5 separate regions of the Mus musculus genome follow, and regions 1, 2, 3 and 5 are each linked to region 4. The links are chromatin loops, found by intact Hi-C in ENCODE. Cell type or tissue: heart. All regions are shown on one strand.

The links. A loop is a pair of places that touch in the nucleus more often than their neighbours do. Peaks named below come from ENCODE experiments on the same cell type or tissue, not always from the same donor. Only the 100,000 strongest peaks of a DNase experiment are listed, where the experiment ranks them.
Region 1: a loop joins it to region 4, with 7 times the contacts of the local background. A loop is called at or near these places in 19 of 42 quality-filtered maps.
Region 2: it touches region 4 in a loop (7-fold over the local background); 25 of 42 quality-filtered maps call a loop at or near these places.
Region 3: a loop joins it to region 4, with 2.5 times the contacts of the local background. A loop is called at or near these places in 21 of 42 quality-filtered maps.
Region 5: a loop joins it to region 4, with 1.9 times the contacts of the local background. A loop is called at or near these places in 18 of 42 quality-filtered maps.

What each region holds. Positions count from the first base shown.
Region 1 is chr1:130,574,188-130,579,187 of GRCm38, reverse strand. It overlaps Zp3r (zona pellucida 3 receptor), which reads left to right. Exons shown (of 12, transcript NM_009581.2): 11 at 1,100-1,302; 12 at 2,063-2,482. The coding sequence ends at 2,269. Among named protein-coding and RNA genes, the nearest start is that of Gm23623, 19 kb to the left of the region's middle. In heart, a CTCF peak has its summit at 3,063 (motif pointing left); no DNase peak of the experiment used is centred here.
Region 2 is chr1:130,545,549-130,550,548 of GRCm38, reverse strand. The region is part of intron 2 of Gm16083 (a long non-coding RNA gene); the gene reads right to left. It also overlaps a transcript of Zp3r not described here. Among named protein-coding and RNA genes, the nearest start is that of Gm16083, 33 kb to the right of the region's middle. In heart, a CTCF peak has its summit at 2,409 (motif pointing left); a DNase peak (open chromatin) is centred at 2,358; H3K4me3 peaks cover 542 bases; H3K27ac peaks cover 1,099 bases.
Region 3 is chr1:130,565,446-130,570,445 of GRCm38, reverse strand. It overlaps a transcript of Zp3r not described here. Among named protein-coding and RNA genes, the nearest start is that of Gm23623, 28 kb to the left of the region's middle. In heart, no CTCF peak of the experiment used is centred here; no DNase peak of the experiment used is centred here.
Region 4 is chr1:130,632,245-130,637,244 of GRCm38, reverse strand. C4bp (complement component 4 binding protein) reads left to right here. Exons shown (of 10, transcript NM_007576.3): 9 at 369-544; 10 at 875-1,324. The coding sequence ends at 1,039. Among named protein-coding and RNA genes, the nearest start is that of Zp3r, 5.1 kb to the right of the region's middle. In heart, a CTCF peak has its summit at 3,042 (motif pointing right); no DNase peak of the experiment used is centred here; H3K27ac peaks cover 453 bases.
Region 5 is chr1:130,580,533-130,585,532 of GRCm38, reverse strand. Zp3r (zona pellucida 3 receptor) reads left to right here. Exons shown (of 12, transcript NM_009581.2): 9 at 1,933-2,133; 10 at 2,595-2,684. Among named protein-coding and RNA genes, the nearest start is that of Gm23623, 13 kb to the left of the region's middle. In heart, no CTCF peak of the experiment used is centred here; no DNase peak of the experiment used is centred here.

The DNA of each region.
Region 1 (5,000 bases), 58 kb after region 4:
AGCCTACCTAAATTGTACTATCTATCAATCTATCTATCTATCTATCTATCTATCTATCTATCTATCTATCTAGTATCTAACTATCTAATCTATTATCTACCTATGTAATCTATTATCTATCTATGCAATCTATTATCTATGTAATCTATTATCTATTTATGTAATCTATTATCTATCTATATAATATCTATCTCTCTATATTACCTATCTCCTATCTATCTCCTATCTATCTATCTATCTATCTATCTATCTATCTATCTATCTATCTATCTGGTAATATTTAAAATAGGAATGGTAAACTTTAAAAAAATTGACCAAAAGAAAACTCATTAAAAATGAACTTTGGTTCCCCTCCTGAGCCCTAAAAGAATAGGTAGCACATTACCAGAAGCAGCCACTGTGACTCAGTTATCGGATATCTTTTTAGAGTACTTAGAAACTAGACTTGATAACTTAGATTCGAGAATCTCCTTGTGCCCTTGGTAAGCTTTCCACATCAACCTTTATTTCCTTCCAAGGTTCCAAGGAATCTCAAGGGTTCATAGCTCATGAAGTGTTGCAAACTTGCACTGAATTTCTATGATGACCGCCATGTTTCCATGCGTGTTCGTTTCCTGAGCTGATGATGCCCCTGGTTGCTAAGCTAATAGAGAACGAAGATGAGGAGTGAGATGTGACTGCCTCTCACTGTCCTTGGTTCCTTCACCATTGTGCTAGCAACCGGCCACTGTTTCTTCTGACCTCTGGACCATTAAGAGGGGAGGACAATGAAAGGGGCATCCCTAGCATCATGCATGAGATCAAGGCTGTGGAAAGAAATGCAAGGCAAGCTACAGGGAGATTTAGGAATTTATTAACGTTCTCAGTTTCCTTGTTGGCAAAATGTTAATAACAACTGAAACCAATTCATAGAGGCATAATAATAAAATTTACAAGGTAAGAAAAAATTGACAGATAGATACATATAGTCTTTCTCAATAGATATCAGGACTATTATAATTATCATTGAAATTAATAAGTTTTGCAGAACCTGACTGCAAGTATGTACAACGTTTCTCATGATTTTCATTGTCTAATTCAATTTGATGCCCCTTTGAAGAAGAAAACTCAACCGAGCATGCCATGAAAGGTGTGTGTCTCAAACCAATGGTCATAAATGGAAACCTGTCTGTGGAGAGAGTTATCTATGCTGAACTGGAAAATATCACCATTCAATGTGATCCTGGATATACCATAGTTGGTTCACCAAACATCATTTGTTCAAACAGAACGTGGTACCCTGAGGTACCCAGCTGTCAGATGGTGAGTGGAACAACTCAGGAAACCTCTGTGATTTCACCCTTCGTTACAGTGGCCTTTCCCCAATCTATGATGTTGTCACCTGACTCCTGCAAGGGTGCCCAGTTGGCCAGATTCACACTTATAACCATGAAGCATCATGGTGAGTTGGAAGGAGTAGATTTTTCTGCTCTGTGGCTGGATCCAGAACGTGAGAGTTGAGGGTTTCTTAGACCCAGTGCCCTGACCATAGCTTTACGGGTTTATGCTCTGTATACTTCTGCTCAGCTTCTGGATCATGCACAGGACTCCCCCTCACCTACTCTTGTGGGGTGCTCTGAATCCCCTTGCAGCTCTGTATCTTTTCTTCAGCTATACTTTCCTGCTCTTCAAGAGCCAGCTGTAGTGTCAGATACCTATAATCCTAGCAACAAGGAGGAGGGCACAGAAGGGTCCAGGGTTCATGTCTGGCCTGGGTTCTGAGCCCTATCTGAAAATACATACACACGCACACATGCACACACACACACACACACACACACACACACACACACACACACACACACACACACATACACACACACACACACACACACACACACAAACACACACACACACACACACACACCTCTCTTCCTGGTGATTCGGCCTGCATATGAAAACCTGTTAGGATGCAAAGTCTCTCCTGATTCTCTCTCTATCCATCAATGATTTCAACCTCACTTTGCCAAGAATCCCTCTCAGATTGTGTCCTTCCCTACTTATTTCTTTAAATTACCTTTAGGAGGTCCTAGAAGACTGCAGAATAGTGAGCAGAGGCGCACAACTCTTGCATTGCCTCTCAAGCCCAGAAGATGTGCACAGGGCCCTGAAGGTGTACAAGCTGTTTCTAGAGATCGAACGATTGGAACATCAGAAAGAGAAGTGGATACAGTTACACAGGAAACCTCAGTCTATGAAAATTAATAGGTCATTTAGACTTTGCAATTAGTGGACAGAGTCTCCACGCAGCAGCTGGCCTGACACACACCACCACTCCTGTTAAAAGGTTTTGGGGCCAGAAGAACTTAGGTTGTGTTTTTTTTTTTTCTGTTTTGTTTTTGAAACTATGTCATTCATTAGTGTCTAGCCATTGTGGTTCAATTTGTCTACTTGGCTGGACTCACTGAAATAGTTAAATATAAACTGTCAAATGTCCAATTTTTATGCTGTCTTTCTGTTCAGTGTGTCACAAGAGTATGATTTACCCAGAACACAAAGTCTCTGTCTAATATGTCTGTAGGTGGTTTTATTTCTTCTTTATTCTCTACCTTACAAAGACTGTGACTCACACTGTTCCAATCTCAATTCCGCTGAATTGTCACTGAATGCCATTATACAGTGTCTCATGAGCCTAGCGTCTGCCGAACAGAATGCTAATTTAAGGAACGTGTGTGTGTGTGTGTGTGTGAGAGAGAGAGAGAGAGAGAGAGAGAGAGAGAGAGAGAGAGAGAGAGGAAGAGAGAGAGGAAGAGAGAGAGGGAGAGAGAGAGAGGAAGAGAGAGGAGAGGAGAGAGAAAGGAAGAGAGAGAGAGAGGAAGAGAGAGAGAGAGGAGAGAGAGAGGAAGAGAGAGAGGGAGAGAGAGAAGAAGAGAGAGAGAGGAGAGAGAGAAGAAGAGAGAGAGAGAGAGAGAGAGAGAGAGAGAGAGAGAGAGAGAGAGAGAGAGAGAGAGAGAGAGAGAGAGGATAGAAACTTACTAGACTGCAGAGATTCTTTGGTGACCCCTGCTGGTCACAATCCACACTACAAAGATTTCTTGTCTCCCTTTAAAGCAAATTAGTTTTGTGGGTCCCTCTGAGTTATAAAAATTAAATCACATATATGCCCTGTTTGTCTTTGTCAAGCTAGAGTTATATGGGAAGAGGGAACCACAACTGCCACCTGTAGGTAAGCCTGTGGTCATTTTCTTGATTAATGATGGAGATGGGAAGGATCAACTCATTGTGAGTAGTGTCATTTCTGGACCAGTGGTTTGGGAGTATATAAATAGAAAACCGAGAAAGCCAGGAGAGCAAGCAAATTGGCAATATTCCTTCTCTGTATCAATCCCTGTCTCCATGTTCCTACTTGAGCTCCTGCCGAGTTCCCTGGATAATGGACTTTAAGCTGTATGATAGCCTTGCTCTTCCCAAGCTGCATTTGGTCATGGTTTGTTTGTTTGTTTGTTTGTTTGTTTGTTTGTTTAATCACAGTGATAGAAACCCTAACTAAGACAGATGCAATAAATTATTTCAATCTCATATTTTTGTACTCATTGTATACATGTATTTTGAATTTTATTGATGTTCATTTTTAAAATTTATTTATTTTTGTGTGCATTTGTGTTTTGCCTGCATGACTATGTGAGCATGCCAGGTCCCCTTGAACTGGAGTCACAAATAGCCGTGAACTGCTGTGTGGGTGCTGGGGACTGATCCTGGGTCCTCTGGAAGAGCAAACAGCATTCTTCCAGGATCGTTTCTTTTCAATTTCTTCAGTTTTACACACTCCATGCCTATGCCACATTTTCCTTGCCTGAGGCAGACAGATTATTGGATGATTTTCCATTTGGGGTATTATGAGCGTGCTGCTAAAACTATTTTTGCATGTGTCTTCTGTTAAGTACATGGATTTTTATTCCATGAAGATGTCTAAGGATGAAATTGCTGGTTGACTGTGAGGCTGTGTGTATTTTCTCAGTATTTTTCTAGAATGATCCTCCGAAGGGTGTTTGCACCTGCAGAAAGCAAGCAGTCTATGAATCACTTGCTCCTTTTATGCTTTCTGGGACATTCTTCTGGCCATGAAGTGTGCTCATATTAAGGTTTTTAATTTGTTGTTTCCTAAAGACTAATGAGCTCGAACACCTTATGTTTATTGTACTTTCAGATCTTGTTTTTTCTCATAAAGTGCTAATTAGGATGTGTTATCCATTTTTCTATTGGCTTGTGTGTCTCCTTGTAATTTAGTGGGCAGATATTTAAGAATTCCGGATAAATGTCTGTTCTGGGATGTGTGTTAAGGCACCTGTTTCTACACTATGAAGTGTCTTTTCTTTCCTGAAGTTTCATCCCTATAAACGTAAATTCAGAACGAAAGTGTGATGAGATGCAGCAAACCCTGTATGGCTGTAGTTTCCTTATCTGTGGACTCAACCAACTGTAGTTGAAAACTAATTTTCTCTGGGCATGGTGGTGTGCGCCTTTTAATTCCAGCACTGGGGAGGCAGAGACAGGCAGATCTCTCTGAGTTCAAGGCCAGCCTGGTCTACAAAGTGAGTCCAGGACAAAACTAAACAAGAAATAAAAAAGAAAAACATTTCTTCTAATCTTGCATCTGTAATGAACACGTGCAGGTTTCCTTTTCTTGACAATGTAACAATTCTTATATTTTTTGGTTGCCTGCCTAGCATTTAACAATTGAACCATCTATCTCTCTAGCCTCAATATAACATTTACATTGTGTTAGATATTGCACGATATTCAGAAAAACTTAAGCCATGGCAGAGCATGTGTACAGACATACACAAACGTTTTGTGATTAGGTAATATTATCTAAATTATTTGAGTTGATATTTTTGTGCCTGTCTGCAAGGAATTGAACAAGTGTCACAGTAAACCTATACTTCACATTTTCCCCCCTTATGGCCAGGATTTCCTTATATCTTGTTAGAGAAATCTACACTTACCCCAAGGTTACCAAT
Region 2 (5,000 bases), 87 kb after region 4:
ATTCCATTGTCCAAGCTTCCTGCCTGCTTTGTTTCAACCTCAGCTTCTTCTGCTGCAGCGCTCCTCCTTGCTGACCTTCGAAGTCCGGTTCTGATTCCTTTTCCAGTTTGCGGACTTCCCCTCTGTGCCATTGGCTTTCCTATGAGGTCCTCGGGTGAGCGCATAGGCTTGCTTGTATCATTGCTGTTCACTGAACCAGTGAGCACCTTGCCTGGTGTCGTAGGACTCAATGCTCACCAATGGGAAACACAAGCTATGGCCTTTTCTCATTATGTGGGCTAATAGCACCTTCCTGCATGATGAAAGCTAAGGGCAGAAAAGAGTTTTCCAGGCTGTTCCCACCTGTTTCTCTCTGTCCTGCAACCAAACTGTGTTTGAAGAAGAAAGTGAGCCACCTCAAGGGCACCAACATCAAGCTACACAACATAGAGAAAGACACTGATGTTCACTGATAGCCACGAAAAGTGACAAAACTAATGTGCCAGAACACAATGAAGTTAAAAATTGTTTAAAGGGGGCTGGAGATGGCTCAGCGGTAAAGAGCATGCGCTGATCTTGCAGAGAACCCTGAAGGGACCCTGGCCAGCACGGCTCTGGCAGGCCTTGCCCTTCTCCCCTGTTCCCTCTGCCTTGCTAAAAACGGATAGATTACAGTCATAGCCACCAAGTTCTGTTTCCTTATTTGGCCACTTCCTCCTCCTGAGGCTGGAGGTCCAGCTATCAAAGAATTGAAGTCCACAGTCAAAAGCCCCCTTTGGCTCTCCTAATTAATGTGCCCAATAAAATATACCACATCCGCTCCATTAGTAGCCCATTCTAACACAGCCCTGCCCTTTTTGTTTTCTTTTTGTTTGTTTGCTTGCTTGTTTTTTTTTGTTTGTTTGGGGTTTGTTTGTTTGTTTGTTTGTTTGTTTCCAGACAGGGTTTCTCTGTATAGCCCTGGCTGTCCTGGAACTCACTTTGTAAACCAGGCTGGCCTTGAACTCAGAAATCCGACTGCCTCTGCCTCCTGATTGCTGGGATACGCCTGCAGGTCTTTTGTTGCTGCTTTTCTGCCTGAGTCAGAAAGCAGCCACTTTAACCCTCCCAGCGCCCCACCCCCCAACACTTAATAAAGGACTTCTCTGTGAAAACACAGGTGTTTGTGGTTTGTTTCTAATCCTGAGAAAGGGGAACCCCCTGCTGTGCATGGCCGATCTCCTAACCGATCCAGGTTCCCTTCCCAGCCCCTGGTGTCAGGTGGTTCCTAACTGCCAGTAACCCCAGCTTCAGGGATATGCGATGCTCTGGTCTCCACTTACTGTACACACGCCCACCAACCTACCTACCCACACCTATATATGAATAACTGACAACAAATCCAAATTCTTATTTTGAAATAGGAATTCAATGAAATGAGGGAAGAAGGAAAGGGAACAGTAAAGAAAACAGATGAAATACAAGGAAAAAAGAAGAGAGCAAAGTTTTGGAAAGAGAAAGCAGAAAGTTTCAAAATATTTTTAAAAACGAAAGACAAAAACAATAACTAGATTGTTTTAGTGCAAAATTAAGACAATTAAAAAAAAACACAAGACAGAGAAAGAAAGAAAGAAAGAAAGAAAGAAAGAAAGGAGAGAAAAGAAAAAAGAAAAGAAAAGAAGAGAAAGGAAGGAAGAAAGGATGGGCTGGAGAGATTGCTCAGCGGTTAAGAACATTGACTGCTCTTCCAGAGATCCTGAGTTCAATTCCCAGCAACCACATGGTGGCTAACAACCATCTGTGATGAGATTGGATGACCTCTTCTGGTGTGTCTGAAGACAGCTACAGTGAGTGTACTTATATATAATAAATATATAAATCGAGAGAGAGAGAGAGAGAGAGAGAGAGAGAGAGAGAGAGAGAGAAGAAAGAAAGAAAGAAAGAAAGAAAGAAAGAAAGAAAGAAAGAAAGAAAGAAAGAAAGAAAGAAAGAAAGAAAGAAAATCCAGTAAGGTAACTTCAAAAAGTTACAAAAGTATAGTAGAGACTAAAAGTGGAAACCAGGCACTAAAGGACTTCCCAGCAGAGAAAAGATACATAAACAAACTTAAATGGATGCGTGGCCTAGCAAAACGAAAGCACAGAAGGGCTGTAAGTACGTTAAAATGAAAATACTACCTAAAAAGCCGAAACATGGGAAGGGAAGAGAAAAACTTGACGTGTGAGAGAGGCACTTTTTGGGTTTGAAACCGGGCTACTGTTGTGCTATATCGCGAGGAGTGGGGTAAAGGAACTCAGGATTTCCCACGGTTTACACGGATGCCGAAGTTGTATGGGGCTTTTCGGTGTTACCTGGGGGAGGCGGGTGGGGGTCGGGGGTGGAAGGGAGGGCAAGCAACGCTTTAGTAGCGTCCATTCCTTGTGTTCTGGCGCACTCTGCTGGCCCAATTTAGCTTTGCAGACTGCAGCTCAATTTGTTCCTACCATACCTTTGTTTTCTATAAAGCACACTTCACCAAAACAGTAAACACAAGCCCTTAGACACAGCTTTCTATAAAATTCGATAGGACTTTCTAGAAGTCTTCCGGAGTATTCTCCATTCGGCTAAGGAGTACTACGAAGCCTGGTCAGTTAGTGGGTGGATGAGAACTGACAATCACCCCTCCACCTTGCACTCACACAGCTTGGCGCGCTCCATTGAGTTGTTGATGATTTGCATGTTGAGCCACAGGCTAAGGGTGAGGCAAGCGAGGTATTCGAAGTGGGCATCAAAACAAGGAAGGAAAGTAAAAATCCCCGGTAACCAAGATAAAGACAATTTTAGTGCACTGTTTCATCTGTTATCTTTTGACAATTTTGTACCTATAACCGTTCAGTTTCAATCCGTCATTACACTCTTATCCCACCACTGAGTCCTGTTTTGGAGCAAATCCACTCCTAGTTTGATATCTTTCTTTCTTTCTTTCTTTTTTTAAACACCATGTGAGTTTATGTTTGTTGGCATGAGTAGCGGGTTGTTTACTGGAAGGTGGGGAGTTGACCATTAGCACACCACTAAAGAAAGTAACTTCCTCCCCTGAGCAATGATTCGGCCTGCTGTCACCCAGGGTTCATAGAGCCTGAGCAGCCTTGCCCCACATGTGGGGAGATGGTGACAGTCAGATTCTTAGGTGGGTCCTGTGCAGGTGTCCACAATCCAGTGAACCAGTAAGAACGTAGCTGTGTGATCAGAAGACTCCCTTGCTAAGCATTCCTTCCCAGCCTCTGGTTACATTCTTGCTGCCCCCCTTCCACGATGCTCTCTGAGGCTTGGAGGTGGTGACACAGATGTCCTTTTTATTGCTGAGTATGTCCCAGTTGTCCGTTCACTTAATAGGTCTCTGTGTTAACCTCCACCCACAGGAAACATTTTCATAATGGATGCTGGGAACGGCCATAATCCACGTGGTTCATTGAGAAGTATGTAGAAAGCAACTTGATGCTCAATCCTTCTGCCGAACAACGGAACAACGGCAGGAGGCTCTGCCCAACCAAGTTCACTGTGCAGGCGTGGGTTTCCTGCTGGGGCTCAGGTTTCAAATCCAAAAAGTCTTTGTTACCCAGGTAATTGTTTTGTAATATTGAGTGGTGGGCATATCAGAAGCTGGGTAGGATTGTTGCTGGTTTTTCTCCACCAGCAGCTTCTAAGGCCCCTTCTAACACCATGAAAGCGAGCCAACACGGAGGAAGCTTCTAGCTCCCATTCAGCCTGCCTTCTCTACCTCCCACAACTCACACTTGAGTGTCTGGGGCAGTAAGGTCTTCTTGAGCTCTGATGAGCAACCAAGGCTACTGGCAGTAGCTTGTAATGTTTTGGGGTCCTTGGGGTTTCAGTGGCCAACAATTTATAAGAAGGTATCTTACACTTGGTAGTAATCCTTGGCTTCTGGGAAGAGTAAAGTCCACCTATGTGGTATTTCCACTTAACTTTTTAAAAATTACAATTTAAGTAAGACTTTCAAAATAGTAGAGACTTGGCATACATTCTTAGTATTGGTTAATACACACACACACACACACACACACTCACACACACACACTGCTGTCTTCTTTTGCCCATCTACCTATCACAACACAAAGTTCCTCCCTATTTACCTTTTGCTATCTCTCTCTCTGGGGGATCTTTACAAACACCAGAAGAGGCAAGGAAGTGGTCTGCACGAGCAAGAAGGGAATCTGGCTGAACACGACTTAGTTAGGCAGTGCTGGTTCACACTTCTAGAGTCTGACACCAGGCAGTTTATTTTAGCCATGTTTTAAGCACAGAACAACTTCAGAGGCAGGGGAAGTTTCCTGATGATAATTAACTCAATCCCTTCTGTACAGCAAAGCTTCAGACATGTTTACATTGAAATTCTTTACAAAATACGTATGACTTCTTCCATAAAGATGGCTTCTGTTGACTCAGAAACAAGGCTCAAGATAAGACTCTAAGGAAGATGACTTGGATAAACTTAACGCCCCTGGGAGTCAGGATTGACCTGGCCTAAGATAACTCTGTAGCCATCTCTCAGAAGGGTGAATAGAACCTATTGACTGAGAGACAATGCTCAAGACATAGGTAGAGAGAGTCTGGGATAAACATAGTCTGGAGGATTCAGGAGAAGCCTGGCCCTACAGATAACAAAAGATTCTACAGATAACTAACTACATTCATTCCCAGCTTTCCAGGTGGAAAATAGGTAAACATCTCCTTCCTTTGAAGCCTGCATGTTAACCTGCCTGTTTTCCCCAGTGCTTATCTGTGTGCTCAAGGATCTTGAACTCTCTTAGTCACCCCTCCTTTAAGGGAATTTCCCCACCTCATCTAATGGCTCCTTTCTATCTTCCTCCACTTGATTGGAGTCTCTGGTTCAAACAAAACAAAACAAAACAAAAAAACCAAAAACAAACAAGCAAACAAAAACCAGAAAAACTAGCCTTAGGAGTCCCATCTAGGATTGGCATAGTTGGAGGGGATGTGTGACATTTGTCTAGCTGGGCCCAGTCACCTCCTTCAGAATA
Region 3 (5,000 bases), 67 kb after region 4:
TTCAGCTCTGAGACTTGGCAGCATGCCTTGTAAGTTACAGGGAATATTCTCAGCACCACAGGTTCTCAGAGCCCTGCCTCTATTCTGGTGTTCTCCTATCCTTTATGATTAAATATGGAATTATGAGAAATAGTAAATTAATTAGGGAATTTAGAAGAATTCTAAAGAAGTTAGCCAGCAGCTATAATTCAGCTCCATGTTGACTACAATGAATTACATGTTAAAGGAATAGATTTAATTATATAATTATAGAATCATTGGGAAGCTAAATATAATCATAAGGTACTTATCTAGCTGAAACAATTTTATATTAAGGTATGATATTTAGGTGAATATTCAAATTATTAAAAGTTAATTCCTCTGGGCTTATCTTTCTCTAGTGTAGTGGTCATCTAGTAGAACACTTTTATATTAACATGATAAAGCTTCACTTTATTTTATGAGTAAAAGTATAAATTACTGCATAAACAGAAGATATTACATAATGTATTGCTTTATAATCTGTAGAATAATTGTCTTATGTCCTTAAAACAGCAATAATAGCTTATGGCAACCAATTTTAGTTTACCGTAGTTTATCCCACTAGGATAGAGGTAGTGAAAAATGCAGACGTGAGTTATTGCTTTAATTTATAAGTGGGATGATACTTCAAAATGTTGTTTATCATTCCCAAATAGCTTTATGGCATAGAGCTATATAAATATTTGTTGGGTACAAATGGCTATGAAGGTATACAATCATTCCCTGGAGACTTAACTATAGCTCTATGGAGAAAGAAGGCAAGATGACCTGTCTTTGCTATTATCATAATTTTCCCAAGAGAGGAAAAGAGATGTTCCTGGCTTGCTGTCCTCTGTTCAATACAGATATCTATGGCCTAACAATCTGACTGTATCCTTGCCACAGTATTCATGATAATAAATATTCATATACGAAAGGGATTCCCTGTGGTCACTTAAGATCCTCACAGAGGACCTGACATTGGCTCACCATTGCCCAGCATCAAGGATGACCAGAGCCTTCCTCTCTCTATTTTCTACTACATCTCACTCTGGTAAGCCTCTAAACATTAAATGGTAATTTATAGGAAATATTGTTTTAGTCTTTACCTTTATATCTTTATGAAGCTATTTTATTACTCATTTATATTAGAATATATTTTAAAGAACAGAATGGAAACCCAGTTTCTAACATATTCGTATTTTATTTTTGCATGTAAGATTACTCATGAATTTAACGAGGCTGAGCAAATGGATAATTAGTATCTTAAGCATATTTTGTATTCAGACTTCCGTAGTTGGTTGTCCTAAACTGTGTTCCATACTGTTTTTAGGATAATGAGTGAGATAGTACGTTGGGAATTGGTTCTAATGTTTTGTCTTAATTCGGCTCCCCAAACCGCACTTCCAGACCTGAGGGTCCCTGCTCCCAGCTGGCTTCAATTGGAAATAAAGAATTGCTGTACAGCCAATGGCTGGGCAGGGAGATGGAGGCGGGACTTTTAGATTGCATGAGCAAGGGACAGAGGGAGAGAGGAGAGAGGGGAGAGAGAGGAGAGAGAGGAGAGAGAAGAGAGAGAGGAGAGAGAGGAGAGAGAGGAGAGAGGAGAATCGCCATGACTCAAAGTCAGAGGGATTAAAGAGCTGCAGGAGAGAAACCATCCAGCCATGTAGATGGAAAGGGAATGAGGCCCTATGGGGGTACTCCCCAGAAGATAACAGGGAACCAAAGATAAAATGTAGATTTAGATGTTAAGTCAGGAATACTGGAGAGGAATATATACTAGCTACAGGGAGGTTTAGAAGTGCCCACCCAGCGAGCTAGTCAAGGCATATCAAAATTAGCTGGCATATTGGGCAGGTGCAGCGCGTAACGACCCACAGGAGCCAAAGCAACCGTCTGTAATTGGATCCAATGCTCTCCTCTGGTCTGTATGAAGACAGCAATAGTGTACTTACATAAAACAAATAAATCATTTTTTAAAAAATAAAAGCTGTCAATGAAAGACAGAGAAAATTCCTAATGGAAGAAACAAGAGAGGAGTTATCTATGGACTCCCACGTTGCTACCAGCGAACGGCTCAAGAGAAACCCAGGCTGGGAGAAAGTGGATTCCGACAGAACACTACCAGTGGTAAACTTATAATCATTCTCAGAAAACCTCACTGCTATAATAGTGGCATATTAATATTTCAGATTTCTAGTAAAAGGAATGATCAAATACAATTTAACTATATAAGTTATCATAGAAAGTACAATAGAGGACCAGTGGCGTGGCTCAGTGGATAAAGGAACGTGCTACCAAGTCTGAGATTCTTAGTTTGATACCTGGACCCATATGGTGAAAGGAGAGAATCTATTCCTTCAAATTGTCATTTGACTAACTACTACCTTTTCCCACTACCTACTTCCTTTTTCCACTACCAAGGGCTATAAAATGCTGATGATGCTGGTGAACTAAGCTTCCACATTGCTGATGAAGACAATGCCCTAGGGAATGTTGGAGTGTCGGACGGGAAGGGATATAGGCCTTGGTTGACTTTATATTCTGAGTCACAGACTAGCATCTATCTCTGTATTGTGTGAAAAAGATTAATGTCATCCTAGTCAGACATTGTGTTTAGTGTTTGTGGAGGGGTGTGGTAATGGTATTCATTATAGCAGTTTACGATACACCCTAAATGTATACAAAGTATCAGTTTTTATCAGTAGTTCTTTGCTGCCTAGTTTCTTCAGAAGGTTATCCAGTATTCATTATGCTTATTTATTTATTTATTTATTTAAATTTCTGCATTGTGGTATGAAATTCTATTTCTGTATCCTTTTAAAGTTTTAATCAGATATTATTTAATGTGTAAGGGTGTGTTATCTCAATGTATGTCTGTACACTATGTGTGTGCCTCATATCCTCTGACACAATAAGGGGCATCAGATGCCCTGGAACTGAAGTTACAGATGGTTGTGAGCAGCCTTGTGGGTTCTGGGAATTGAACCCAGGGTTTCTGAAAGATCAGCAAGTGCTCATAAGTTCTGAGCCATCTCTCCATCCCTAATCTATATTCTTATTTAAATGAAATATGGTGGCATATGTGTGTAATTCCTGGATTTAGGAGTATGAGGTTGGAAGGTCATGAATTTGAGGCTGCAGAGCAGCCGAGATATATATTAAGTGACATTATCTCACAAAACAGAAAGAAACAAAATTTGCTAAACATTTATTTAATTAACATGGTAATTAGATAGTTTATTTTTAACTCAAAATGGAGAAGGTAGTAGATTAAATGTTTACTTTAATTGTAAAAACAACATATCAGTTCTACAGGCAATAGGCCAGCCTAGGCCACAGAGCAAGATCCTACTGCAAATAAAGGAGAAAAGGGAAATGTGTTTGTTGTCCTTGAACTTTGCCACACACTTCCTCATCCAGCCCCATTCTACCCCATTGTGTTTGTCTTGCACTGTCAAGATCATTTGTGTTCTTTCCTGATGGGAGTGCTGCCACAGCGGATGGTAGACCAGTTGTACTTACTCGTCACATTGTTTTCAGGAAATAGTTTTACTTTCACTAAGCCTACTTCATCATTGTGTTTCCCCAGAGATTATGAAGTTATGTGAGACGCAAACTTGGTACTTAAACACCAGTTACAAATTTTTATTACAAAAATATTTTTCTACAACTACAGAGAAATAATTCTGTGGTCAGCAGTGACTTCGGGTTTAATGAGAGAGCACAAAAGACTATGAGATAAAAAGTTACCTATGAAAAAGGCTATGGATTGATTGTGGTTTGTAAGAAGGGATGAGTTGAGAGCTGTGCTTTTTATCTACACTGACTATGAGTCTTATGTTGCCATCATTGAGCAAATCATCAGCTTTCTGATTCAGATACTTTTAAGTCCAACAATGCCATCACTGCTTGTCAATACTAATACATAAATGATACAGATTTAGATACCTGAATGTTGTCACATTTTTCTTTTTTGTGTTGTATTTCATATCTACCTTAATACCAAATAGAAGTGTAAACATTTCACATAACAATATTCATAACTAAACTTGCTAAAACAAAAATGAAAATCATGTAAGATTAAATTCCCCTTAGCTAGAGTTTCCACCCATGACTCCAGTGCAAGCAGACTGCCAGTTTGAAGCTTGTCAGTGCTACATGGTATATTTGAAAACAGCTTGCAGTACACAAGAAAAATTTGTCTCAGAAACATATACAAGAGGCTGAGGAGATGATAGTTCAGGGGTTAAGAACACCAGTTGCTCTATTGCAGAGGACCAGGATTTAGTTCTCAGCTCCCACATGGTGGCTCACAACTAGAACTATAATTCCAGAGTATCCAACACACTTTAATGGCCTCCAAGGACTCTAGGCATGAATGTGGTGCACATACATGCATGTAGACAAGCACTCACACATAAAATAAAAATATAAACGTTTTTAAAGAAACACGTAAAAATTTCCCAAATTAAAATTTAAATAGTGATAGGATTGAACTTAGTTTTAGTCAACTTAAAATAAGAAATATAATGGGCTAAATATTTCCAGTTTGGTAAAAATTAAGTAAATATATAGATGGATGGATGGATAGATAGACAGACAGATGACAGACAGACAGATAGATAGATAGATAGATAGATAGATAGATAGATAGATGAGATACTGGTTAAGCCAGTTCTACAGTAGAATCTATTTCTTTTGTGAAAATAAAAATTTGTTGCATGGATTGTTTTACAAGCTACACTGAATCACATTGTGAGTAATGCCTATATCCTTAGTTGATGAATTCCTCAGAAAATCAAAGCTCTCATCACCTAGCACTGATACTTTTGCCAAATGTTGTGCACAGTCTTTCAAGCCACTGTTGTCCAAACTAGTTTTACCTTTTACCTTTGTATACGGATCCCACCGACCAAAGAATGTATTCTGGGATCATTTATCTAAAATACCACAATTTCTTTATTGAGTTACTACAACACTTGAATTCAGGAAAT
Region 4 (5,000 bases):
TTGCAGTACCGTTTGTAGTAAGAGTTAATATATCACGTGAGAGTCTGGGGTCATATACAGTTTTAAAATATCCTGTCATGTTATTGTCTAAACATATTACACTTATGGACAAATTTCTTACCTTTTCTGTATTTGAATCTTCTTTTTGATAAAACAGAAAGGTAATATACTCACTTAGCAGGAGTATCTTGAGACTTAAGTCAAAATCATATTATATGCATACACTGTCACAAATGTTCAACATTTTGCTAATAAATGAATGGAAAACAGAATAAGCTACTTCAAGTTCAGTTCATTCTTTGTACTGTAGACTATTACTATGTCTTTTCCCTCAGATCGCAATTATCTAAAACTTGTTTTCACTGTAGCTCTATGTCAGAAACCAGAGGTAGGAAATGGAACGCTGTCTGATGAGAAAGATCAGTATGTTGAGTCTGAAAATGTCACCATCCAATGTGACTCTGGCTTTGCCATGCTGGGTTCCCAAAGCATCAGTTGTTCAGAGAGTGGAACCTGGTATCCAGAGGTGCCCAGATGTGAGCAGGTAAGTAACACAGATTAAGAACTTCTGTGCCATCAAACACTAAAATGCTTTTCCCAGCCAATAGTGCTGACCCCTGGCTCCTGTGGATCATTTCTAAGTCATTCAGAGAACCTGCTTTTTTTTTTCTCATGTCATTTGGGGAGTTGGCATAGAACATTTTTCTATTTTCATTTGAGTGTGTGAAAATACTGAATCCCGTTAAAAAGTGATCTCCCATAAACCTAGGAATACTGCATCCTATTTTTCTAGACCACCTAATATACTGTTGTCCTATTTCTTGATAACCAAGTGAAGCCACTCTCTGCTGCCTCAAACCTGCATCTCTTTCAGGAGGCCTCTGAAGACCTTAAGCCTGCGCTTACAGGCAACAAGACCATGCAGTATGTGCCAAATTCACACGATGTGAAAATGGCTCTGGAGATCTACAAGCTGACTCTGGAGGTTGAACTACTACAGCTCCAGATACAAAAGGAGAAACACACTGAAGCACACTGACCGGGAGTTATGACTGTATGTTCTCTTAAGGAGGAAGTAGCGTCTCATTGGCTTTCTGACTTCAGTTCCAAACAGATTGCCTGCAGTTACCAACCTTTGTAATGCTGGCACCAATGTTCATGATAATAAATATCTGCTTAGAATAATTCATTAATTATGTTATAATTAATAGGTAGTAAATCTATGAAACTATCATCTTGTGGCTCATAAATTTGCTTTTCTGAATGCAATGTGTACATTTTGAATGTGTGAATTAAAAGTCAATTTTGCTCTTGTCATCCACTTACTTCTATATACAATTAATAATACATTTATTTAAAAATCTGAGGTGCACAATTCACTTTGGCTCACTCACACTGTTGTGTCCCTAGACTGCTCAGTCTCTCACTGTCTCACACGTGCACATCACCCATGTCCTTAGAGTTCAGAGTTACTCTAAACATTTCTCATACCCCTTTCTACACACATCCAGCCCAGTCTAGGCTACCCACGGAACGATACCCAGCCTCCTGTTAACTGTGGCGATGTGCAAGCCATCATGATGGGAAGTCATGTAGTCTCTTGGACCTTACTCCAACCTGAAAGAAGGACGTTTAAAGGACTGATGACCATGAAGACTACAACAGCCATCTGTGAATTCTCAAAGTTTCTCTCTGATTTGATCAGCATTTCCCTAAATATTGAATTAACATTGCTGGAGCTACACTCCCGATACCCAGAGAGAAAGCCTGTACCACTGTCGTTTGCATCTGTGTTCTCTTTGTAGGCACCATCCTTGCTCCCTCTGAGCCTTCCTCATTCGTGTCTGAGTGCTTCCCATTGTCACTTCACATGGAACCCTGAATTGTTTTTACACTAATGAAATTAGTCTTCCATTTAAAAATTATATTATTATTATTAAAATTAGTTTAAAAAGCTATCTCCAATAAGTATAATATATACAACATAATAAGTATTAATAATGGAATATATATGGATAGAAATAGGTAATGTCTATGAGGTTTCTTTTTACTTTCCTTGCACTTTAAATATAAGCGTTGTGTGTAGATTTTAACTGCTGTAATTAATTCTATAAAATATTCACCGACTACAAACACAGCTATTTCTGGACCTAACAGATTAATGTTTAAAAATTACTTAAACTGTGTCCATGTTTAAAGACATCATCCCTGCCAGGATCCATGAGAAAAAATATATTTTCTTACTCCCACAGGGACAGTTTTAGCTCTTCTTACATTTCCTTGGATTTATAGAGGAAAATTCATATTTCCAGGAAATACATTTTTTTCTAATTATTTTGTCTCTGTAAGCAAGGAAAAATGGAAAGTGCAATGATTATATGTTTCCTTCCAGTAGGTAAAAGGAATAAAATGTTGAATAAAAATGTGTTTGTTCCTAGTAAAATAGAAAAATAAATTTGAAAGTTAAAAAAACTGATGGTCTATTTTGTAAGAAGCAGAAGGAAACATAAAGAAGCAATGTCACTAGCAAATAACCACAAATCTATTCTTCAAATATCAAAATGCATCATCATTCTATATACACTGTTAACTTATTAAAACATACCATAAAAGCTATGCTTTTGCAAGGAGTTAGGCAAATACCAGTATCCAAATACTGCTGCTAACTCTCCCTCATCTCCATTTGAAATAAAAGATCTTTGTTCCTCAGTTTCTTTCTGGTAAAATGGCAAGAATAAAAACATCTTCTAGAGAGCAAGCAAGTTAATCTTGAACACGTCAGTTACACATAGGCAAGGTCAGTGACTGGCATACTAACAAAATCACGATTAAGAAATGACTAGACAATGCCATTGCACTCGTGGGCTTAATTGCTTGTGTTTTCTGTCAACAGTTTTCTGTAGAAAAACTTTTAACTCCGAGGGATAATTTAGTTTAAACGTTGCGAGTATCATCTGCCACACTGGTTAGTTGAGGAATCGAATGAAGCAAATAAAGTCTGCAGCAGTTTGTGTGCGCGCCCAGGAGTATCCCACCTCGTACCACACGAGGGCGCCAGTGTCAGTGTCTGGGAAGTTGGAGCGCTTGAGGTCTCCATCTTTACCTGAGAATGTGAAAGGATTCTTGAGTGTTTGCTATCTATGCCTACTGGTTGCTCTGACTTCCCCTGGGTGCTCCCTGAGGAGAGCATCCAGGGGAAGAATCGGTTTGAGTTATATAACTCTGAGTGAGTGAGAAGGCCCAGCCTGCCTTTATTTAAGCTGTGTAAACAAAGCTCACCCTGGGTTCTTGTGTGCTTCCTGCTTTACAAGTCAGTATTTCTGCGGGCAGCACAGGAAGTGTTTGTGGATATATCTGAGCCCCCCACCCCCTTTCTTTGTCAGCACCCCATGGATCCAGGCGGACACCTCTTAGCTTCCCCGTGTGGTTCGTTCTCTCTCTCTCTCTCTCTCTCTCTCTCTCTCTCTCTCTCTCTCTCTCTCCCCTCTCTCCTCTGTCCTCTCTCTCTCTCTTCTCTCTCTCTCCTCTCTCTCTCTTCTCTTCTCTCTCCTCTCTCTCCCCCTCTCTCTTCTCTTCTCTTCTCTCTCTCTCTCTCTCTCTCTTCTCTTCTCTCTCCTCCCTCTTCTCTCTCTCCTCTCTCCTCTCTCTCTCTCTCTCTCTCTCTCTCTCTCTCTCTCTCTCTCTCTCTCTCTCTCTCTCTCTCTCTCTCTGTGCGCGCGCATGCCTGAGGTTCACCAGGATGCCAGCGCACATGATGAGGGCACACAGGATAGCTCTCACTGTGTCCTGACCCAGTCAGTATGCAGTCTGTCTGAAATTACTCCAGCTCCCTGTTCGGTAATTTCGTTTATATAGTTTTAGTTTTGTTCGAAGAACCAAGGTCACTTTCGAGCTAAACCCCATTGTTATAACTTTACATATGAATATAGGAAAGAAAATAATTAAAAAAAAAAGAAATGACTAGAAAAAGATCTCGAAATCTAAGCATAATTTTCTGTCAATTTTTCTCTGCTCTTAAAGCATAAAACAATTTGGTTTATTTTCAGTTGTCTTAGATTTATTAATTATGTTATTTCATGTGTATGAGTGTTTTGTGTGCATCTACATCTATGTCCCCACATGCATGTCTAGTACTTGAGGGCTAAGAATAAGCACTGAGTCCTTTGGAGCTGGGCTTACAGGCTGAGGCAGCGGAGGAGAAAGAGCGTGGCTGAAGGGTAAGACTTTGTGTTATGATTCAGGGGTAAGACTTAGTCTTACTAGATATTTAGATATATATTACTAATAATAAAAAGTTTACTTATCTAAGTTACTATGCTACTGTAGCTGACCTGCCTTCTATGATCTTCTGAAGCCAGAACTGCAGTCTCTGGCACTTAGCACATCTTCTTCACACAGCAAGGATTAAGTTTGTACTATCTCATCAGGAGCTACTTGGCTCTGACTTTCAGCCTGCTAGTTGGAAGTCACAGGAAGAAAAGGGGACACTTAGAAAAATGATTATAGCATTTATCACTAAGTTGTAAAAAGTTTTCTATGAAAGCTAACTAAGGGGAAAGGCAGAAAGATCCTAAACGGGGAAGGGGAAAAGTTCTCTAAGGGGGCAAAAATTCTAGTAAGGGAAAAGAGTTTTCCGGAAGAGGAAAAGGAAAACTTCTACTCTAAGTGGGGAAAGGCAACATATTCTCCTCTCTCTCCTGTCCTCAGCACTTATACATCTTCCAGAATACATGATCACATGTTACAAAGATCATCACAAGTTCACACAAAAAAATCAAATCATAAGTTGAAATAGAAGTTTACAGCAGAGAATGTTTACATGCATATCCATTAGGAGTAATTATCTGGCTAAATATCTATCACCTGTCTCAGCTCTATAGGTTCTCTGAAGGTTTAAAACCATAACTAAGTTATTCGTGTTGAAGTTTTATATAGATAAACCCAGTCAATATTTTATCTTCTGTCCTAGCACCTATAATAAATCATTAGTTCCATTTTTA
Region 5 (5,000 bases), 52 kb after region 4:
ACACTAGTTAACATCCCAAGTCAAGTTTTGCCATAAGCCAGGAACTGAGTCTAACAGTGTTTTAGAAATTACGGGGTAGGGGAGTACTTCAAGCCCAACCTTGTCACAAATCTGCAGTTACTGTGATGTTCAGGATAGGTGCTGAGGGTGCTAAAGAGTGTAGTCCCTTCATAATAGATCCTGAAGACTTGTGTTTTGCCTGGAACAGACCGAGAATCCCCATGTAGAGTCACTGGCTTGTAGCTTGGCACCACCAATTATGTCTGAGGCAACCAGTCTTGTGGTCACGTGGCCAAGGAGTGACTGGATTGTCCTGGAGTCTATTGATGGCCATAATCAGCACAGCACAGGATCAAGGCCAAGACCAAGACCCCATCTTTTGTAACTGCCTGCTCTTGCCCACTTTTGGCCAGAGAGTACAGTAACCTACCAGAAATGATCTGTATTGAATATCCTGCCCAAGCCTTGTTTGTGTCTCCACCTGCTATCTTGGTAATAGTGGGTCTAACCTTGGGTACTAGCCTTTGGTCAAGGAGCATTGTGTTCTCCCTATATTGGGTTTTACCATAGCAGGACTTGCAAAGTAAAGTCTCAAGCTTACTTCCTTAACCTAACTTCAGCAGATGGAGTCTTTCTTGACTGAAGGTTAAAGTTGCTTGAGGTTGAAGAGAGAAAATTACAAATCTATGTCTTGGTCACTAAATCTGATAGTAATTTAGGTCCCACAGGAAGCTTACACCTGAACAGACCTTTGAGAATTTGTCCTTAGGCCTACACCATAACAGGCAGCAGAAAGAAGATTCCTATATGTTTGTCCTTCGGGGGTCACAGATTTTCTTTTGTCTATGGAGATTATGTCCTTAGACACTAACCTAGAAGTAAGGGTCTTGGAGCTCTGTCCAGTGGTGGCCACTGAAGCAATACTGGTTCTAAGACTTATGTCTACTTCCTTTTCTTCTCTCCTTATTGCAGTGCTTTGAGTTGGGAACAGGGTTGAGGCAGGAGTGAACATCAATGTCACATGCAACCCTTTCCTTCTTACCTTCTACAAGGTACTCTTTTTTTTTTTTTTTTGACTAGGCTTATACAAATCATTGAGGCCTCTCACCAGACTCTCCTACCCTTTGGGAAGGTACTTTTTATGCATGGATAGTGGTTCTAGGTATATATGTGTGAGTAAGAATGATGCCCACGGGCACTTATGTCTGAGCAGTTGGACCCCAGTTGGTGGAACTGTTTAGGAACAATTAGGAGTTGTGGCTTTGTTGGAGGAGGTGCATCTCTGGGGAAAGGCTTTGGGGCTTCAAAAGACACAATTCCCAGTGTGCTCTCTGCCTCCCGCTTACAAATTGAAGTATGAGTTGCACCTGCTGCTTCAACTACCAAGCCTTCACTCTGCCATCATAGACTCTAACCCTCTAAAAAACAAAAGTCCAATTAAACTCTTTCTTTTATAAGTTGACTTGGCTATGGTGTCTTATCATAGAAATAGAAAAAAATAAACAGTATGTTTGACCAAATAAAGACTTATTTATGCCATCTTGATAAAGCTTTTTCTGTTTTTTTCCTTCCAAATCGTGTTTATCAACACTAAAACTTAAATGTACTCTGTCAATCGATGTGTAGCGTTATTATTGTTAACTGTATTTCTGTATTGTTTTGCATTGAACATTTCTAGAATTTTTTTTGTATTAAAGATTATTTATTATATTCCTATTATTTAAAATAAATAAATTGTGGATATGAATACTCTAGAATTTTTTTAACTGAAACCTTACGCCTGCTGAATAAGTCTTCTTCTTCTCTGAAAGTAACATTCTATCCTAATCCCACGAGCTTGACTATTAATGTCTTCCATAGGTAGAGTGCGAACTTTGGCCAATGGTGTCTTTCCCACAGGCTGAAACATGTACACCTCTTTTAATCTCACAGGGATATGTTGCCCAACACCAGATATGGAGAAAATCAAAATTGTGAGTGAAAGGAGAGATTTCACTGGCACATGCATCTATGCCTACGGAGACTATGTTTTCTACATTTGTAATGAAGGCTCTTACCCTATGTCTACGGATGGAAGGAGTTCATGTCAAGCAGATGGAAAGTGGGACCCCGCAATACCATCATGTCAGGCAGGTAAGAATGCTAAGGGAACTTGACATCATCCTTTTCCAGATAGCTCAAGGGTTTCTATGTTGTTCTATGAAGAGCAACTTTTTAAAAAGAAGCGAGTTTGGAATTGTTCATCCAATGTTACTATACAGAAGATCACAGTTACCTTGGCACCATCAAAGCTACTGATAGAGACCAAGGTGTACTGACAGGAGGGCTTACAAAAGCTTTTGCCAGGGGACATAACACATTGAATAAGATCCTTCCGCATCTCATTTTGTTAATGTTTCTGCATGTATTATCTGTTAAATACATCAAATTATTAGTAAAGTAAAAGACTATCCCATAAGTCTTTGTATTTGTCCATCCAGGGGGAAAGAAGAATGGCTTATATAATTAATGAAACAATGGGTGACTTTGTTTTGGATGGGAAGGAAGACTTGGGTCCTAGTGGCTGACATCAGATTTTTCATTTTCTTTTTCAGACTCAGGCCTGCAAAACCGTCTTGCTCTTTTCACCTTCCCAAACATATCAGAAACCAATGTGACAAACAAAACCTATCTATTTGGTCATGGTAAGACACTGAAAATATTATCATAGAGCAATGTTAATATCTTACTATGAATGGTTCCTTCAACATGACAGAGTCTATTGTGTGCCATAGTTTGGGTTAATATAAATGCAGAGTTACAGATGGTAACTTGGGATGGAGTAGTTGATTTGGGGTTAATATAAAAGCAAAGTTTAAGAAGATAACTTGGGATCTAGTAGTTAATTGGGATTGTCATGAGAGATGAGAAATAGTCGTGGGAAAAAAATAGTAGCCATCCATAGTCTTAAAGATCTCTGTAAAGGAAAGTTAAAGAAGTTACTTATCTCTGCTCTGAGGGTTGTAATTTATGTGATTAACATTATTTCACTACTGCTCAGCCTATAGTTCCTTCAGTCAGCACTTGCATAGCTTGGATTTTTTTGACAGATGTGATATTTCATGATGAGAATATCTTCATGTCTCACAATTGCCTACTCGGTATAATCCCCCTGAGTAGAACTCATGAGATACTCCAGTGATTATCTTGGGCTCCAGATATCCTATTTCCTGGCCATTATGTACCAGACATTTTGGCTCTTCATCATGACCACAGCTTATTGTCACACAATATGGTAGCATTTCCCCTCATCCAAGCTTCCCCAGAACTTGAAGAAGCCCAGAGAAAAACATGACGAAAGCAATAGCTTAAAGATCATGCCTGGCTTTGGTGTCTAAGATCAGTGCCTGGCTTTAGTGTCTACTGATTGGATTGTTTGCCTCTGGCCTTGCAGGACACCTAGTCCACTAATCTAAAGATACACACAAAAAAGTACATTATACAAATACTATGCAAATGGTTTGGTGGGATTAATTCTGAATAGCTTAACCATACTGGCCCCATGTGTTGTCCTTATTAATCTCATAGCTACACAGAGATACTGACCAGCATCCTGGGAGGTAGCATCTCTATTCTGGTGTGTGTGTGTGTGTGTGTGTGTGTGTGTGTGTGTGTGTGTGTGTGTTGTATGTATATATGTATGTATCTGGATTTTCCTGTTTTCATTAATTGTTAAGGATAACATGCAAACCAATGAGTTTCATTATGGCACTTTAATACATTTGTACCATATTCTTTGTTCTAATTTATTCCTGTCCCCTACTACCCTTCTCTCCCTGCTACCTACGTTTTTATTCATTCCGCTGAAAGTGTTCCCACTGTGCTCTGCTTCCATGTCACAAATACATTATTTTCTCTTTACTCCTATCTTAAGAACTATTCCTTCCCTCTCATGACTCCCTTTCTATTTCTCTCCCCCCCCTCTCTCTCACACACACACACACACACACACGATTAAGTAAAAGAAAGTCAAGAGAAGAAACCACCAATATAGAAACAAGAGAAAACAGGAATAAAGCCTACATTGGGCTTTTCGCAGAGAAGCTAGCTAGCACATGCCATGCTAAATGGTTTCTGTGGAGAAGAGTTCCACCAAGGAAGTGTCTTGAAAGATACAACAGATCTGCTACAAGGAGAGCTGTAAAGCTGCAGACAGTCTGTGCTATAGTAAAGCCAAGCCAGATGAGAAATGTCACAGCCCCAGGAGATGGCAGACAAACACTGTAAAGAGTGTAGGAGGATCCCAGAGATCTGGGAGATTGCCAGGGTACAAATCCCCCTTCCCCATTTTTAATGGAAGAGGTAATTTGGACTGTAGGACCATAGAAATGGTGGAGGGGGGCTTGAAAGGCTAAACACAGCCTGTCTGAATCCACCAAACAGAGAACAGTGCCACAGAAACCTGTAGGCACGGCTTTGGACTGAGAAGTCTGCAGTGCTCGTCATCATTCTGGTCCCAACAGAGCAGGGAACCGGTTCTAGTGCAGCACACTCAGAAGATGATGGGTCATCCTCGTGCAACCGACCTCATCCTGCAAACTTTGGGGATGCAGCAGAAAAGATTGCTCTAAAAGAAACACGGATGGACAATGTATATTTTAAAAACTGTTCAGCATCAGGGAAATACAAATGAAAATTGAGATTTCGTCTTGCCCATCAGAATGGTTGTCATCAGGAAAACATGAAAACAGATGCTTGTGAGGCTGCAGAGAAAGAGGAAGCTTGCTCACTACCAATGTGAGCATAAACTAGTAGAGATTCTTAAAACATTAAAAAAAACCCTAATATATGACCGAGCCATATCACTTCCAGGCATATATTCAAAGGAGATACTTGCATGCCCACATTTGTTGATTCAGAGAGCAACAGAATCAGCAGAGATGACAACCAGCAGACAAACAGAGTGAAAAGATGCTTGCATATAAGCAAAAAAAAAAAAAAAGTCTATTTGGCCATGAAGA